Regions from separate parts of the Homo sapiens genome. Here region 1 is linked to region 2. A link is an interaction called in ENCODE POLR2A ChIA-PET data of the cell type or tissue named here. Cell type or tissue: OCI-LY7. All regions are shown on one strand. Links, peaks and the distances in the headings refer to the core of each region. The heading gives the core; the rest is flanking DNA.

Region 1 (7,879 bases), core at 1,201-6,200, 260 kb before region 2:
TAACCTGGTGGTTCTCAACTTGTGGAGGCCCCCAGGAGATACCTAGCAATGTCGACAGATACTTTTGGTTGTCACACCTAACTTGGGGGTTGCTACTGGCAGATGATGGGTAGAGACCAGGGATGTTGCTAAACATCCTACGGCATACAGAACCTATCGCAAAATGTCAGTAGAGGTTGAGAAACCCTGGCGCCACCCCACGGGCTGTGCAGCAGTGTTCTTTAGCATTCACATGTTGACTCCCCCTAAGGATTGACCCTCCCTCACTACCTCAAAGCCAGCAGGTGGCCATGGGACCAGCAGCAGCCTCCTTGACACTGAACCACCTGCCCACCGGTGCCGAAACCCGCCTTCCCAGGGGGACCAAGCCTTTCGCTTGCAATGAGAATTAAGGCTTAAATGCAAATATCCCTGGAAGAAATACACAAAGATCCTGCATTCTGATCCTTTCCTGAGAGTGCTGTGGTGGGGCGGAGGGCAGGGGCACCAAGAGGGAGAGAAAGGGCGCAAAGAGGAGGGTGGGCCTGCCCCCAGCTCTCTTGGTGAGCTCCACAGAGCCTGCCCAGGCTCAATCCGGAAAGCACCACCCTCCTCAAACTTGGTGGGCCATAGGGCACCTAGGGCGCTGTTGCAACTACAAAGTACATATCAGGCTGAAGATGCAGCCTGGAAATATATACAGTTTTATAGTGTTTAGGTCAGTTACCTTGTGGGTCAGTATTACTGGTGTCCTCTTTAATTGGAATCATTATTTTCCCAAGGAGAACAGAGAGAGGAAAAGCAGGCTTTGGGGAAATACCTTCCCCTGCTTTGAATTAGGAGCTGGGATGCTATGTATGCAGTGAGGTGCTAGTGGATATTTTCGGAAGAGATTAATTTTAAAAGGAAAAGGCATACACTTTGACCAAGCTTGCTCACTAGCAAAGAACAACTGCAGAACCACATTACAGAGGCACTATTTACAATGCAATGGAACTCGACATTTTTAAACTACTTTGAATTCCTTTTTCACTGAAACTGCTTGATAGATTTACACCAAGTTACTCCTCAGCCAGCCCAACAAAAGCCTCATCTTGATATCATTTATATGTATGTACAAATGTGCCACCATGATGTAACGTGTTATGGAATTCGATGGTGGATGAGAATTCCATGACCTGTCTGTCATTTCTACTCTGAAACCCGGGACCTTCCTGGCCATGAGGAATTGATAAGTTCCTTCTTCACTTTTCTGATCCCTCAAAAACACAAGTGTGTGGCACGGACCTGTCGTTCTCTTTGAAGTCAGAACATTGAAGGTGTTTTGTGCTGAAGACAGGAGAGGTGTCTGTGAAGGAGAGCTGGATGCTGTCCCTGGCATCGGCCGTATTGCTTCTGGGCTCCTGGAGGAGTCAGAAAAGGGAGAATCCCAGCCCCCAAGCTCAGGGTGGCAGTGGGGAGGAGGGAGTCCTGGCTGCACCTCTCTGGACTTCAGGGAACTTTTTTCTGAAAGAGGCCACCGGATTTGAGGGCATTACCCTCCTGCACTTTCCACTTCTCTCCTGACCTGGATGCTGCTCCCTCAAAGGGGTTAGGTTCAGGGTAGCCCCAGGCAACTTGTGCTCCAATGATGGGCGATTCTTCTGCAGAGCTGGGGCCACCTGGTGACCTGGGCTGTGGTGATGGTGGAGGCTCCACAGCCTTCCCCAGGGCTCCCCTGTGAGAAGCTGCTGTCACCAGGCAGCCCTGCCTAGCCCACTCTCATTCTGGGGGCAGGGTGTAGGCCTGTTTTTTTTTCAGAAGAGAGCTAGACACTTCCCAAAGCTGATGGCTTCCTTGGCCCCAGGAAAGTGGTGGCTCCTCTTCATCCTCAATCTTTAGGGATCGTCTCCATGCTCCAAGCAAAGGCCACCCAGAGCTATGGCTAAGGATGAAGCTGCAGGGATATGGGAGACAGAGGCAGAGGTGCGGGCAAGGACACAGGGTCCCAGGTCTTGTGTGTCACCACCAAGAGCTCTGGACAGGGCTCTGGGATGGGAGGAGGAGACCCAGAAACCGCTTGGTGAGATGACAAGGAAGAGGCAAGACCTAGACTTCCATGAAGCAGATAGCTCCCAGGCTCCGCAGCAGAGACTGCAACACAGCACCGAGCAGCTCCTGGAGACGGGGCAGCTGGCCTTGCCGGCCACATCTGCAGAGACAGCGGACCAAGCAGCCTTGCAGACCAAGAGCATGAGCTTTGAGGTAGGATTGTCGGGCCTGCTGAGTGGAGGGGGGGTACCTGCATGGCTCCGGCAGGCAGTTACTCAGAAAGCAGGCGCGGTGTCTGAACAGGAAGGCAGAACCAAGGACGCACAGTTGGTGCTGGTGAATGGGCGAATTTTATAAAAATCCAGTCCAGCAAATTGACAAGTCACTTCTCAGCCTCAGAAATAAAATGCTTGACAAAATATATTCTTTTTAAAAGGAGAGAGAAATGTTACTACCAGGTGGAGCTGGAGGTGGCAGGTGACTGGGAAGATGAGAGGAGGGAGGAGAGGAAGGGTTCCCTGGGAACAAGAGCCTGGCAGGCTCAAAACCCCTGCCATGAGCTGTCTCTGAGAGGTGTGGATGAATCAATGTGGATCTCAAGGGAGAAGCCTGGTGTTTCCAGAGTCCTGCCCTGGCAGGTCAGACTCGGCACACCCAGTCTCACAGTGGGAAGCTGGGAGACAAGGTACCTGATACTGCCCTTCTATTTCCTGCCTTCCCCAGAGATCCCGCCCACTGCATCAGGGCAGAGCCGTCCCGGCCTGCCACAGGGGCCACTTGTGTTCATGATGCTTTCATAATGACAATAGGGTGGACTGACTAGAACAGGCTTTCCCAGGGTCTCCCATTTTAAATGCTTATGAGTCTGAGAGTGGTTCAGCTCAGAAGAGCAATCTGGATGCATTTTCAGTTAACTTCTTGGGCTGCCAGTTTCAGAAAGGAGCCATCACCAGGCGAAGACCTATGACATAGTTGTTAAAATTCTTGTGTTTTCACGTGGATTTAAGAACTAAGAACTGAGTGAATTAATTTTAGGAGACTGTCATGCCTGTGTGTGTGTGAGAGAGAGAGAGAAGGAGGGAGGGAAAGAGAGCGAAAGAGGGAAGAAAGAGGCAGGGATGGAGGAAAGTAAGAGAGAAGGAGGAAAGGAAGAAAGAGAGAGCAAAGGAGGGAAGGAAGGAGAGAGAGAAGAAGAGAGAAAGAGAAGGAGGGAGGGAGAAGAAATGAAGGATGGAGGAAGAGAGAGAGAGAACACAATTGGCTGATTAATAAAGGAAGCCATTTTAAAAGGTTCTAACACTTCAGTGAGAGAGGCAAAAGTCAAGCATGAATGATTAATGTCCCTTTCTATCAATCCTGCATTGGGTCTGCAAGTGGCAGGTGCTACTAAAGACTCTAGGACCAAGAAGCTAAAAGATAACTTTCTCAGCATGATGAGAATCTGCAATCTCGGGACTCTGAGGAGGCAAGGTCCCCACGGAGGGCCAACACCCGGGGCGTGGGATTACAGCGCAGCTCCTGACTGCCGCTCTCAGGAGGCCAGTCTCAAAGTCTACCTTCCTCTCCCTCCAAAAAAAGACAAGCTTTGAAAACAGATGGCAGGAAACATAGACATGAAGCCCGAATGCTGACTCCCTTGAGAAAGGTCCTTCTTGGGGAGTGTTCGTAATGTCTGGGTGGAATAAGGGTGACACACGTACCTTCCTTTGCCACTGACAGTGGCAGCTGTGAGCATGGCCCGTGGACCCATTCCCTGCGTCCCCAAGAAAATGTGTTTCTATGACACTCCACGCTGCCAGGTTGCACCCATGATTTGCATATCCTGCTTTTGTGGGTTATTTGAGCTTAGTGAGAATGGTGGGCGTTTTGCCTGTGAATGTCACTGTCACAGGCACAGTGCCGAGCTGGAGCGGGGCTAATTGCCTGACAGCTTTGGCCGCCCCAGGTTAGTCGGCACTTCCAATCCTGTGTGCAGGGTGACCTGGAAAAGAAGACAGGGCAAGTGAGGGTGGGAGAGGCTGCCGCAGGGACCCTGAGGGCTCTGACAGCACCGCAGACACCGGCAGGATCCCCTGCTGGCTCCAGGGCCATCCATGCAATAGCTCAGGGCTGCTGTGGACTGTTGAATATTACGTCCCCCAGTATTCCTAATTAAAGGCTATGTTGGTTTGCACCTCTTTCCTCATAATAAGAATCACCCAGCTGACTGGTTCCTCATTTTGCCAGAGCTGCCACAGCTGGGCAAAGTAGACGCCATCACAGGAGCACGGCTCTCACGCACTGGCTCCCGTGGTTACATATTTGTGTCTACTTTCTAGCCATGACCTTCTTTCCTTTCCTATTAAACCCATTCTATTAACTGTGAGGAATTATAGCCAACCTCTTATTTTTTGGATTAAAAAAAGCTTATCTGTTCATTGGTAGAGATGGTGTCTTGTTCATTCCCCAGGCTGGTCTCAAACTTCTGGGCTCAAGCGATTCTCCTGCCATGGCCTCCCAAAGTACTGGAGTTACAGGCGTGAGCCACCATGTCAGGCCAAGCCTAAGCCTATCTTTTTTTTTTTTTTTTTTTTTTTTGAGATGAAGTCTCGCTCTATCACCCAGGCTGGAGTGCAGTGGTGCGATCTCGGCTCACTGGAAGCTCCGCCTCCCGGGTTCATGCCATTCTCCTACCTCAGCCTCCTGAGTAGCTGGGACTACAGGCACCCGCTACCATGCCCAGCTATTTTTTTTTTGTATTTTTAGTAGAGACAGGGTTTCACCGTGTTAGCCAGGATGGTCTCGATCTCCTGACCTCGTGATCCGCCTGCCTTGGCCTCCCAAAGTGCTGGGATTACAGGCGTAAGCCACCGCGCCCGGCCATAAGCCTATCTTTTAGGTTGCCACAAATCCCTTTTGCAAATGAGTAGAGGATCGAATCGATCAATCAGTGATTGATGTAGACTCCTCAATATTCAGGGCCACAAAACAGGACCTTGCTCCCCACACTCCAACTCCCCATCCCAAGGGGAGGAGGACTCTACTAAGACGAAGGATGGCACCTCCGTGTTTCTCCCTTCCTCACACCCTCCTGGGCTCTCATTCTTGTCTCTCTCTGTTTCAGGCCTCCTGAGCTACCAGCACTCCCCAGGGACTGAGCTCAGTCCTGAGGTCTGCGTCTCCAGAAGCTGCCACCTTAGGGCCCCTGGGTGTCCCAAGTGAACAGGTTAGAACGGAACGCCTCCAGGAAATGTCCAAGGCAGGCCAGTTGATAAGCTCTGTCTGGGAAGGCTCTGTGGTCAGCTTCTTTATGGCCCACTCTGCCCAAGGGCACTGCAGAGACCTGTGGCAAACAGTTGGGAGCAGCCAGACCAGGTCCGGCCCTGGGGAGGTGTGTACCTGCACGTTGCGGTTGAGGCTGAGGGCTGGCATGAAGACCCCGTCCACGTGGCTGAAGGCTGTGGGGCCCTGCTGCTGCCCGTTGATGAAGAAGGTGAGAGTGTGCTTATTCAGGTCCAGCAGCACGCCCACGGTGGCCCCCTTGCACACGCCACCTTCCGTCCTGGGAAGAGAGTCCCCAGGAAGACCATCACCACACCCAGCCTGGGATGTAGGTGATAACTCAGGAGAATTATTTACTTATTTAGAGACACGGTCTCACTCTGTCACCCAGGCTGGAGTGCAGTGACGCCATCTCGGTGCACAACAGCCTCGCCCTCCCAGGCTCAGGAGATCCTCCCACCTCAGCCTCCCGAGTAGCTGGGACTACAGGCGCATGACATGAGACCCAGCTAATTTTGTTTGTGTTTTTTGTAGAGATAGGAGTCTCACTATGTTACCCAGGCTGGTCTTGAACTCCTAGGCTCAAGCGATCTTCCCATTTTGGACTTCCAAAGTGCTGGGATTAAAGGCATGAGCCACTGTACCCGGCCAAGAAAATTATATATAGGATGCTGGGAACAACCTCACTTAAACATAGTCCCCAAGGTGGTGGTGAGGTGCTCTCCTGGGCACATGAGCCTTCTCTCACAGTGGACACACCTTGTTAACAGGCCATGATGAAGACTCCCCTAGAGGAACACCTCCAGGCTGTTCAACCCCCTCTTTCTGACAGCATCTGGGATCTGCGCACTAGAAAATTCGGGTTTTGATGAGAAGGTCCCATTTGAAACTGTGGAGCATGGAGAATGGGTAAGAAAGGCACCTTTTCCTGCCAAAGAAAATAACTGACTTGGCGCCCTTTTCTGTTTTAGGCAAGTGAGGATGCTGAGGTCGATGAAGATGTGGACATCCAGGCCTTCAGGAAATTTTGAAAGGCCCCTACTCAACATTGGCTCATCTTCCCAGAAACATCCTAGGGTCCCTCAAAAAGCAGCGTATGGCAGGCAGAAGGGTGCTGAAGTTGAAATCAAGTCCTCTGTCGCAGTCATTATCCCTCAGGTGACCAATAGCGGAACGTTGAGAATGTCCATTGTGCTCTTGATCAGTGTTGGCAACGTCGTACTTTGTAGGTGGTAAGAATTCACATCCACTCGGTGGAAGTGAATCTATAATAAAAGTAAGGAACATGCTCCCAAGGGGGGGCTTGGCTGACCACATCTTCTCCCATGGGCCGAATCCTGCAGACTCTCCTTCCCTTCCTTGAGGTGGTTTTTTGTTTTAGAGTGGCTGTTTCTCCCTGTGGCCCAGGCAGTGGTGCAATCATGGCTCACCGTTGCCTGGAACCCCTGGGCTCAACGGATCCTCCCACCTCAGCCTCCCGAATAGCTGGGACTGAAACGCCTAACCTTTTTACTCTAACTTGTTACTTTGAATTTTGTCCTGCTTGTCTCTTTAATCACCTAGCCTTGCTTCTCATGTAAATAAGACTCTCTCTAGCTGGGAAGGCTGGACAAACTCCAATTGACCTTTTAATTTACAAGACACTAAAGGCTCCTCACCTAACCCCCTTCCGTAAGGAGTTGGCCTGGGTAAACAGATCCTCAGCATTTCAAAAGAGCCCAATTAACTGATAAGGTACTAACACCAACAATGTATGAAGTTCTTAGGATTTTTCTCTAAGAGATAACAACATAAAACCTTGAGTTCGTGTCCGGCATAGACCTTATATCTAATTATAATGAAAGATTTAGAACCTTGCACCTGGTACCGTTGCTCTTCTTGTAACTATTTGTCTTTCAAGTTGTTTATCTCTCTGTAACTATTTTGCTTCTTTTGATTCTTGCATGTTTTTACTTCTGTAGAATTATTACATTTGAGTCCCCCTCCCCTTCCTAAACCTAAGTATAAAAGTTAATCGAGCTCGTTACTCGTGGCCGAGAGAATTTTGAGCATTAGCTGTCTCTTTGGCCACCGGCTTAATAAAGGACTCTTAATTCGTCTCAAAGTGTAGCGTTTCCTTAACTCGCCTAGGTACAACAGGACTACAGGCACACACCATGCCCGGCTAATTTTTAAATTATTTTATAGAGACGAGGGCCTCACTATGTTGCCCATGCTGGTCTTGGACTCCTGGGCTCAAGGGATCCTCCTGCCTCAGCCTCCTGAGTAGCTGAGACCACAGGCTTGAGCCACCGCGCCCGCTCAGGGCTGAGGTCTTAGCCTTAACCTTAGCAGCGCCACTCTGCTAAGAAAACCATGTTTGTCCTTCCAGATTGATAATGAGTTGATCTGCTGGACGCTGCTGGTAGGGCAGAGGGAAGGTGAGCAGCGAGGATTCACGACAGGAAGTCCCGAGGAGGACTTGGTGGGCGGCCCAGACAGGTGTTTCCGGAGAAGGCAGGGTTTCCCCCGAGGGTGCCCGGGGCGGGATCCGGCAGGTGGGAGAAGGAAACTAAAACCGCACTGTTGATGCTATTTGGACACCGACCACCGGGTGGCGGTAGTGACC
Region 2 (7,879 bases), core at 1,481-6,480:
AGATATACAACACGTGAGAATTTAGCTAAATTATATGTTCTTTGAGGACACAGACTGATTTTGATATTATAATTTATTCTCTCCCTCAGATGGTTCCTTGAACATAATTTAATGCTCTTTAATGACTGCTGAATTAGAACATATCTTTTTTTGCAATAATCTATCAAGGTGAAATGTTTTAATATAAAATTAACCATTTTAGAGCAAACAGTTCAGTGGCATTCACCATGTGCAACCACCCCAAGTTGTTTTCAACACTCCAAAATAAAACCCCTTACTCATTAAGCAGTTTCTCCCTAGTCCCTCCTTCCCCTATCCCCGGCAATCACCAATCTGCATTTTGTCTCTATGGATTCACCTATTCTGGACATTTCATATAGATGGAGTCATATGATAAGTGACCCTTTGTGTCTGGCTTCTTCCATTTAGCATAATGTTTTGGAAGTTCTTCCACGTTGCAGTGTGTATCAGTAGTTCATTTTTTTATGGTCGAATAGTATTCTACTCTGTATACACCAAAATTTGTTTATTCATTCATCTGTTGATGGACACTTGGACCATTTCTCCCTTTTGGCTACTGTGATTAGCGCTACTATGAACATGTATATACAATACTTGTTTGAGTCCCTTTTCAATTTTGGGGGTATATACCTAGGAGAAGAATTGCTGCATCATATGGAAATTCTGATTCGCTTTTTAAGGAACTATTTTCCATAACTGGTGTACCATTTTACACTCCCACCAGCAATGCACAAGGGTTCCAATTTTTCTACATTCTTGCTACTGCTTGTTGTTTTCTGCTTTTTGGTTATAGCCATCCTAGTGTGTGTGTGTGAAGAGGTACCTTATTGTGGTTTGATTTACATTTCCCTAAGTAGTAATTAGTAATGATGTTGAGCAACTTTTCATGTGCTCAATGCCTATACAGGTCCTTTGCCTGTTTTTAAAATTGTGTTGTTTTAGTTGGGTTGTAAGAGCTATTTATATATTTTGCATACTGGACTCATAGTGTGTATCATTTTTTTTTTTTTGAGTCAGAGTTTTGCTCTTGTTGCCCAGGCTGGAGTGCAATGGCACAGTCTCGGCTCACGGCAACCTCTGCCTCCCGGGTTCAAGCGATTCTCCTGCCTCAGCCTCCCAAGTAGCTGGGATTACAGGCACCTGCCACCACGCCTGGCTAATTTTTGTATTTTAGTAGACACAGGGTTTTGCCATGTTGGCCAGGCTGGTCTCGAACTCGTGACCTTAGGTGATCCGCCCACCTTGACCTCCCAAAGTGCTGGGATTACAGGTGTGAGCCACCACGCCTGGCCTAGGGTGTATCTTTTAACATTTAAGTCTCACTGGTTTGGCTTATTCTCCTTTTGTGATTTTTTTTAATCTATGGTAAATGCTGCCCCATAGATTGTTCGACTGAAGGATCTCAACAACAATATTAGTTCCACATGTGTCCTGAGACAAGCATTGTACTAGTACTCTTTCTACCCTGTTGCCTTTAGATAAGTTACAACCTATTTAAACCTCATTTAACCATCCAGGAAGCTCACTGGCTTTGCTCATTTGAGAATGGTGGTGAGGAACATCACTAATGGTTGTGCAAGATACTTGCAAACCGTAAAACATTACCCTATTATAAAGGTAGGATACAGGTTGCTACTTCTATTTTTTGTTTTCTAGAGACAGGGTCTCACTGTTTGAGACCCAGCCTGGTTGGTTTGCTGTTGCCCAGGCTGGTCTTGAACTCCTTGCCTCAAGCGAGCCTCCTGAGTTGCTGGGATTACAGGTGTGAGGCACTGTGCCCAGCTGGTTGCCACTTTTAGTGTTATTCACACCTGTTCTTATTTTGGTTCTGTGGAGTCTAAAAATTCTAATTCATAGTTAAGCACCTAAGAGCATAAATTAAGGTGTAGAGAATAACAAAGAATGCTTGCCTTTCAGAGTCATCCTTTTTGAACTTCCATGACTCAGACTGCGAACCCAAGGGATCATCACCCTGTGACTCCTTGCTTTCCCTCAACACTGAGAAGATTCTGGTATGCATCTTCTCTCTGTGTTCTGTTTTTGTAACCTGAAGCCCAGTGATACTAGTTCCAAAAAGTGGAAGTCGCCTCTGTCAACTAGAAGTTGGGCCTCGTTGAGTCTACATGCATAGGATAAAGATAGGTCGTCTGGTATTTTGCCACATTGAATTATGACTTATGAATTGGATGGTTGATTATTCTGGACATAGAACTTTTAATTTGCAAGTGTCAAGAAATAAAGGGACATTATAGTTAAACCTTATTTCTAGCAGCCTTGTGTATTTGTAGGTATAGTAGACTCTTATTTTTCCAACCTTTGCATATGTGGGTATCTTTTGTATCTATGTTTTCTATCAGTACCAACTAAACTATACCGTGGACCTCTCCATTTCAGGGGTGAATACTTGACAGTAGCTAATGTTTGCGTCTGCCTATCCATGTTAGTGCATCTCCTCCTCCAGCCTGGCTGCCTCAAGAGGGATGGGTCTTCTTTTTGTTCACACTTAACTCTATGAAGCTGATTGTTCTTTCCGTGTCCAAGTTTAATGTATTTTTTCTCCAGGCCTTTTCCTTCAACATCTGCATAGATACTCTTTGCATCTTCGGTTTAAAATTTCCTTTTAAGATACTCTTTTTTTTTTTTTTCAAACAAAGCCTTGCCTTTTCATGTGAGAACTACTGAAGATGGATTGAAACTGCAAACTAGAGAATGATCGTCTGCTTTTACCTAACTCGCTGCATAGTAATCAACTTGATATATGGAAAACTCTCGAATTAGACTTGCCCAAAATCAGAAGGGGCTGTCTTGTAAAGCAGTGAGTTGGTCATCTCTGAAAGTGTTTAAGTAGAAGTTGGATAATCCCATCTTGTATAGGCAGTTAGATTCTTAGAGTTATGAAAGTCTTCTTACTGAGAGTAGTTAAAATATGTTCTACTAGTTGCATTTCCAGTTTAAGCTAGTGCTAGCTAGTGACCTATGGGAGAAAGCTCGTTAGTCTTGGCCTTTCCTCTTCCCAAGGTTGAAATATGGGACTTAGACTATTCATTTATTGATCCATTCTCCAGATATTTATTTGGCACCTATTACATGCCAGGCATTGCACTAGGTGATTATTAGGAATACAGCAATAAGCCAGATAGTGTTGGTCTCTGCATTATGTACCAGGCATTGTACTAGGTGAGTGTTAGGAATACAGCAGCAAGCCAGATAGCGTTGGTCTCTGCACCATGACTTTTATACTCATCAACCAAATCATTATGCAAATAAACATAAAAGTGTGATTGTACACATCATATGAAGGAATAGCAAAGGGTCAACATAAACTCCCTTTATTTAGGGGTATCAGGCAATACAGCTTTCAGGAACTGAAGTGTAAGCAGGGATGAGAAAGTTGGATTGAAATTAGTCTACTAGTGATGTTGAGCTGTGTGTTCAAACTTACTTGAGCATAGCTTCTCAACTCTGTCCAGAGGAGATACTATAGATGCAGTATTAGAAATAGGAAAGGGTCTTTTTCATCAAGAATTTGATTTGTTGTTTGGCTGGGTGCAGTGGCTCACGCCTGTAATCCCAGCACTTTGGGAGGCCAAGGCGGGTGGATCACCTGAGGTCAGGAGTTCAAGACCAGCCTCACCAACATGGAGAAACCCCGTCTCTACTAAAAAATACAAAATTAGCAGGGGTGGTGGCGCATGCCTGTAATCCCAGCTACTTGGGAGGCTGAGGCAGGAGAATCGCTTGAACCCAGGCGGCGGAGGTTGTGGTGAGCCGAGATCGTGCCATTGCACTCAAGCCTGGGCAAAAAGAGAGAAACTTTGTCTCAAAAAAAAAAAAAGAATTTGATTTGTTTGTACTGTACTTCTCCTGCCCACTTTCTAGTGAATACAAACAACTTAAAATCAGATATATTCTTCAGTGTACTCTTGAGGTTGCTTAGTAAATGATTTCTTCTTTTTGTAGAATTTCATTTCTGTCCTCGTCCCTATATCTTTTTGCAGAAAGGCTTGGCAAATGGTAGACTCTCCTCAAATATGAAATAAAGCAATATTTACAGACTCTTTTTCTTGCCTCTAAGCAATTTACTTGCTTTTTTTCCCAGCTTCACTGAGGTGTAATTGACAAATAAAAATTATATATTTACAATGTACAATGTGATTTTATATACATATATGTTGTGAAATGGTTGCCACAATCAAGCCATCTAAGCAATTATTTATTTATTTTTGAGACAGAGTCTCACTGTTTTGCCCAGGCTGGGGGTACAGTGGCACAATCAGGGCTCCCTGCAGCCTCGACCTCCCGGGCTCAAGCCATCCTCCTGCCTCAGCCCCAACCAAGTAGCTGGGGCTATCAGTGTACATCACCATGTCCAGCTAATTTTTTTGAACTTTAGTAGAGATGAAGTCTCACTGTGTTGCCTAGGCTGATCTCGAAATTCCGGAGCTCAAGTGATCTTCCTACCTTGGTCTCCCAAAGTGCTGGAATTAAAGGCGTGAGCCACCATGCCCCGTCTATCTAAGCAATTTATTAAGGAGAAAAATCTTTTGCATCTGTGAACTTGTCTGTAAACATTTGACAAAGAGGAAGGGCTCATGTTCTGGTCACACCCAGCTGTATATCATCAGTAACACCCTTACGCATTGTTAAATCTGCCACATCTTGAAGCTTTACCAGGTTCCAGGTGTGGAAGCTCCCAGCTGCATAGCAAAACTAGAAGGAGCTGATAAGAGTTTCCCTCTCGTCATCAAGGTTCTACTGAAAGCCATAAAGTGTAAAACATTCCCACAATAGTGGCATTTTCTTGCTTCCACTTAAATCAAATGTAGCCTTAATTTTAATTTTTTAAAATACAGATTTTAATACAAGTTTTCTTTCATTTGTGATAGCTAAAATGTATGGGTTTTTTTTTTTTTTTTCCCAGAGCCAGGCCAAGTCTATTGCAGAACAGAAGAGATTCCCGTTTGCCACTGATAATGACAGCACAAATGAAGAGTTAGGTAAGACTTGAATCTGGTAATATTCCTGTAATATTTGCCTCAAAGTTTTGGTTAGATGCATAGCAGGAAGACAGGATGGTAAGGAGTAGAGAGACTGGCTTTGCCAATTTGAGCTGTTTGATCTTGCATGGAGCATTCAGCCCTTGTGACATTCCATTTATTATATGTCAAGAGAAAAAAAAAAGGTTTGGATGGAATAATCTTTTCCAGCTCTCCATTTCTATGGAAATTAATAATTATGGTAATGAGCTCTTATGAGCTGTTTCGATTCAGTAAAAGGTTATTTGTGTGCTGTCATCAGATGTGAGCAATGAAGAAGTGAAAGCAGACTACCTACTTTTCTGTATAGTGAAATAGCTATGTTTAAGTTATTTTAACTTAAACTTTAAGTTATTTTACTCATGAGGCTAGTGAGTTATTTTTGGGCCTAAGAATGTGGGTGTAGAAAAATTGAATTCATTCGTACCTGCACGAGTCACATAGTTTGGTGTGTTCATTGCATGTTTTAAAACAGGCTGGTTTTGTCAGTGTCAGATATGCACTGGGTGTGTTTCCCTCGCTGTCTAGTGAGTTTACATTTGAAGAAGTGGAGACAAAATTGAATACAGGGCTGAGCAGTGCAACTGGGCAAACTATTGAAGCACATGTTTTCGCATGGGGCCCAGTCACCAAAGCACCTGCAGGAATTCTTCTCTATCTAATTTATGCATAATTATTTTATCCTTACCATGGTCATACACGTTTGATATTAAGACTAAGTGCTCCTTATATTGGCTTCTTTCCTGTTAGTGCAGGGTCTTGCTCTGTGGCCCAGGCTGGAGTGCAGTGGCACAATCATAGCTCACTACAGCCTTAAACTAGGCTCGAATGATCTTCTTCCCTAGGACTCCTGAGTAGGTAGGATTACAGGTGCACACCACCGTGCCTGGCTAATTTTTTAAAATTGTTTTGTAGAGACCAGTACTCACCATGTTGCCCAGGCTGGTATCAAACTCTTGGGCTCTAGGAATCCTCCTGCCTTGGCCTCCCAGGGTGCTATTTTGAAAATGCTAATTACTTTATGGTGATATTCTTTGAGGAGGCTTTGAGGACTGCCCTTTAAGGCATCAGATCTGGTCTTTTCTGAAGTCCTTGGATTCTACTTAGAGTAGTATTTATTTATTGAATAATGAGTTCAGAGCCTGATATGCCAGGTCTGTTTTGTTCTCCAAGAATAATCCTAGTAGACCCTGGGGTAGTGTAGGCCCTGAGCTGGCCTATGATCTTTTGTATCCAGTATTTTTTCTTGAAAAAAATGACATCTGTGAACATATACATTGCTCGGAGATGTGGGGTTGCTGGTGAGTAGAGATTTCTGAGAGAAGTCCAGTTATACCAGCTTTTCCTTTAAGTCTTTAGACTCCTACAACAAAATTTAGATCCTAATATTTGTATTTGCACAAGATTTGGGTTATGATTATTCTTTTATGAATGGATACTTCTGCGTTTTTTTCACAAAATGTTGAGCTTTAGGTGGAGGGATTTGAAAACTGCATTTGATTTTAAGTGGAATTCAATCACTTAGATGTGGACAGCCATCTAAATATGTTCCTAAAGTACAAAATTTATCTCTAAAAATCATATTTGTTTTTATGGCTCATTGATTGATTTGTTCATTCAACAGATATTTACTGATTATGGGATAATAAATAGGAAATAAAAATTTAGATTTGAAAGGAAACTTTAAGAAAATTTTCTACAGGCTTATTAAGCAAGACCAGACAGTTATGAGAAGTGACTGAGGTCCCCACGATCACACGGCTGGTGAGTGGCAGAGCCAGAATCCGAGCTCACATCTTGGCTTTCTGATCAAATCGTCATCTTCCTGCATTCAAAAAAGTACAAGTTTATGTTTTTATCCATGTTCATCTGACCATTAAGGAATTTCAGCCCCTTGGCCATCCCTCCAGTGCACAGTGGTTTGGGAACTGACTTGAATTTTCTCAGCGTACCGGGCTGCCTGGGAGGTTAGGCTCTGGAGCCAGGCAGCTTGCTGCCTTCCTCTCACTCACTGCTTATGGTCCTTGGACAGCTAGTTTAACCACTTTCTACTTTATTTCCTTGTCTGCAAAATGGGGTTAATAATTGTACCTACCTCATTGCAGTGGAGGAGCAAATGAGTTAATACTGGTAAAGGATATTACTGTGCCTGGCACATATTAAGAATGCAATGCCTGTAGCCACTGTGATTCTTGCTGCTGTTTTTACTACTAATATTACTGCCTCCACCACCCCCACCAAAACTAAAGGTATCCTCTCGTTACCTGGAGGTTAGCTAACTGAACGGTATCTATTGTCAGCATTCTGAGCATGAATTTGGGCTTAATTTATCTTTCCAAAGAAAGTAGGGCAAAAGGGCTCTCTTTTTATTTTGAAGAATGCCCCCAGAAGTGCTTATATTATTATGGTGTTCAATTTGAACTTTATTTTATTGATTTATGAATGTATTTTAAACTCTTCCTGCATTTCGTTTCTGTTTCTGCTTTAATTTTTTACTCCTTTTTTTTTTTTTTTGAGATGGAGTCTCTCTCTGTCGCCCAGGCTGGAGTGCAGTGGCGCCATCTCGGCTCACTGCAAGCTCCGCCTCCTGGGTTCATGCCATTCTCCTGCCTCAGCCTCCTGAGTAGCTGGGACTACAGGCACCCGCCACCACGCCCAGCTAATTTTTTTTTTTTTTGTATATTTAGTAGAGACGGGGTTTCACCGTGTTAGCCAGGATGGTCTCGATCTCCTGACCTTGTGATCTGCCTGCCTCAGCCTCCCAAAGTGCTGGGATTACAGGTGTAAGCCACCACGCCTGGCCTATTTTTACTGCTTTTAAC

What was found. Peaks named below come from ENCODE experiments on the same cell type or tissue, not always from the same donor. Only the 100,000 strongest peaks of a DNase experiment are listed, where the experiment ranks them.
Region 1: POLR2A ChIA-PET joins it to region 2 with 11 read pairs; 2 of 35 experiments call an interaction of 5 or more read pairs at or near these places.

What each region holds. Positions count from the first base shown.
Region 1 is chr1:231,211,487-231,219,365 of GRCh38, reverse strand. It overlaps TRIM67 (tripartite motif containing 67), which reads right to left. Exons shown (of 10, transcript NM_001004342.5): 9 at 5,389-5,551; 10 at 1-3,991. The coding sequence ends at 3,926. Among named protein-coding and RNA genes, the nearest start is that of FSAF1, 26 kb to the left of the region's middle. RefSeq lists enhancers at 1,690-2,189, 3,881-3,990, 3,904-4,405, 7,441-7,500, 7,621-7,879 and a silencer at 2,721-2,780. In OCI-LY7, for the core only: no CTCF peak of the experiment used is centred there; DNase peaks (open chromatin) are centred at 3,825 and 4,225; H3K4me3 peaks cover 1,188 bases; H3K27ac peaks cover 779 bases.
Region 2 is chr1:230,955,363-230,963,241 of GRCh38, reverse strand. It overlaps TTC13 (tetratricopeptide repeat domain 13), which reads left to right. Exons shown (of 23, transcript NM_024525.5): 2 at 1,939-2,033; 3 at 4,943-5,018. Among named protein-coding and RNA genes, the nearest start is that of TTC13, 20 kb to the left of the region's middle. In OCI-LY7, for the core only: no CTCF peak of the experiment used is centred there; no DNase peak of the experiment used is centred there.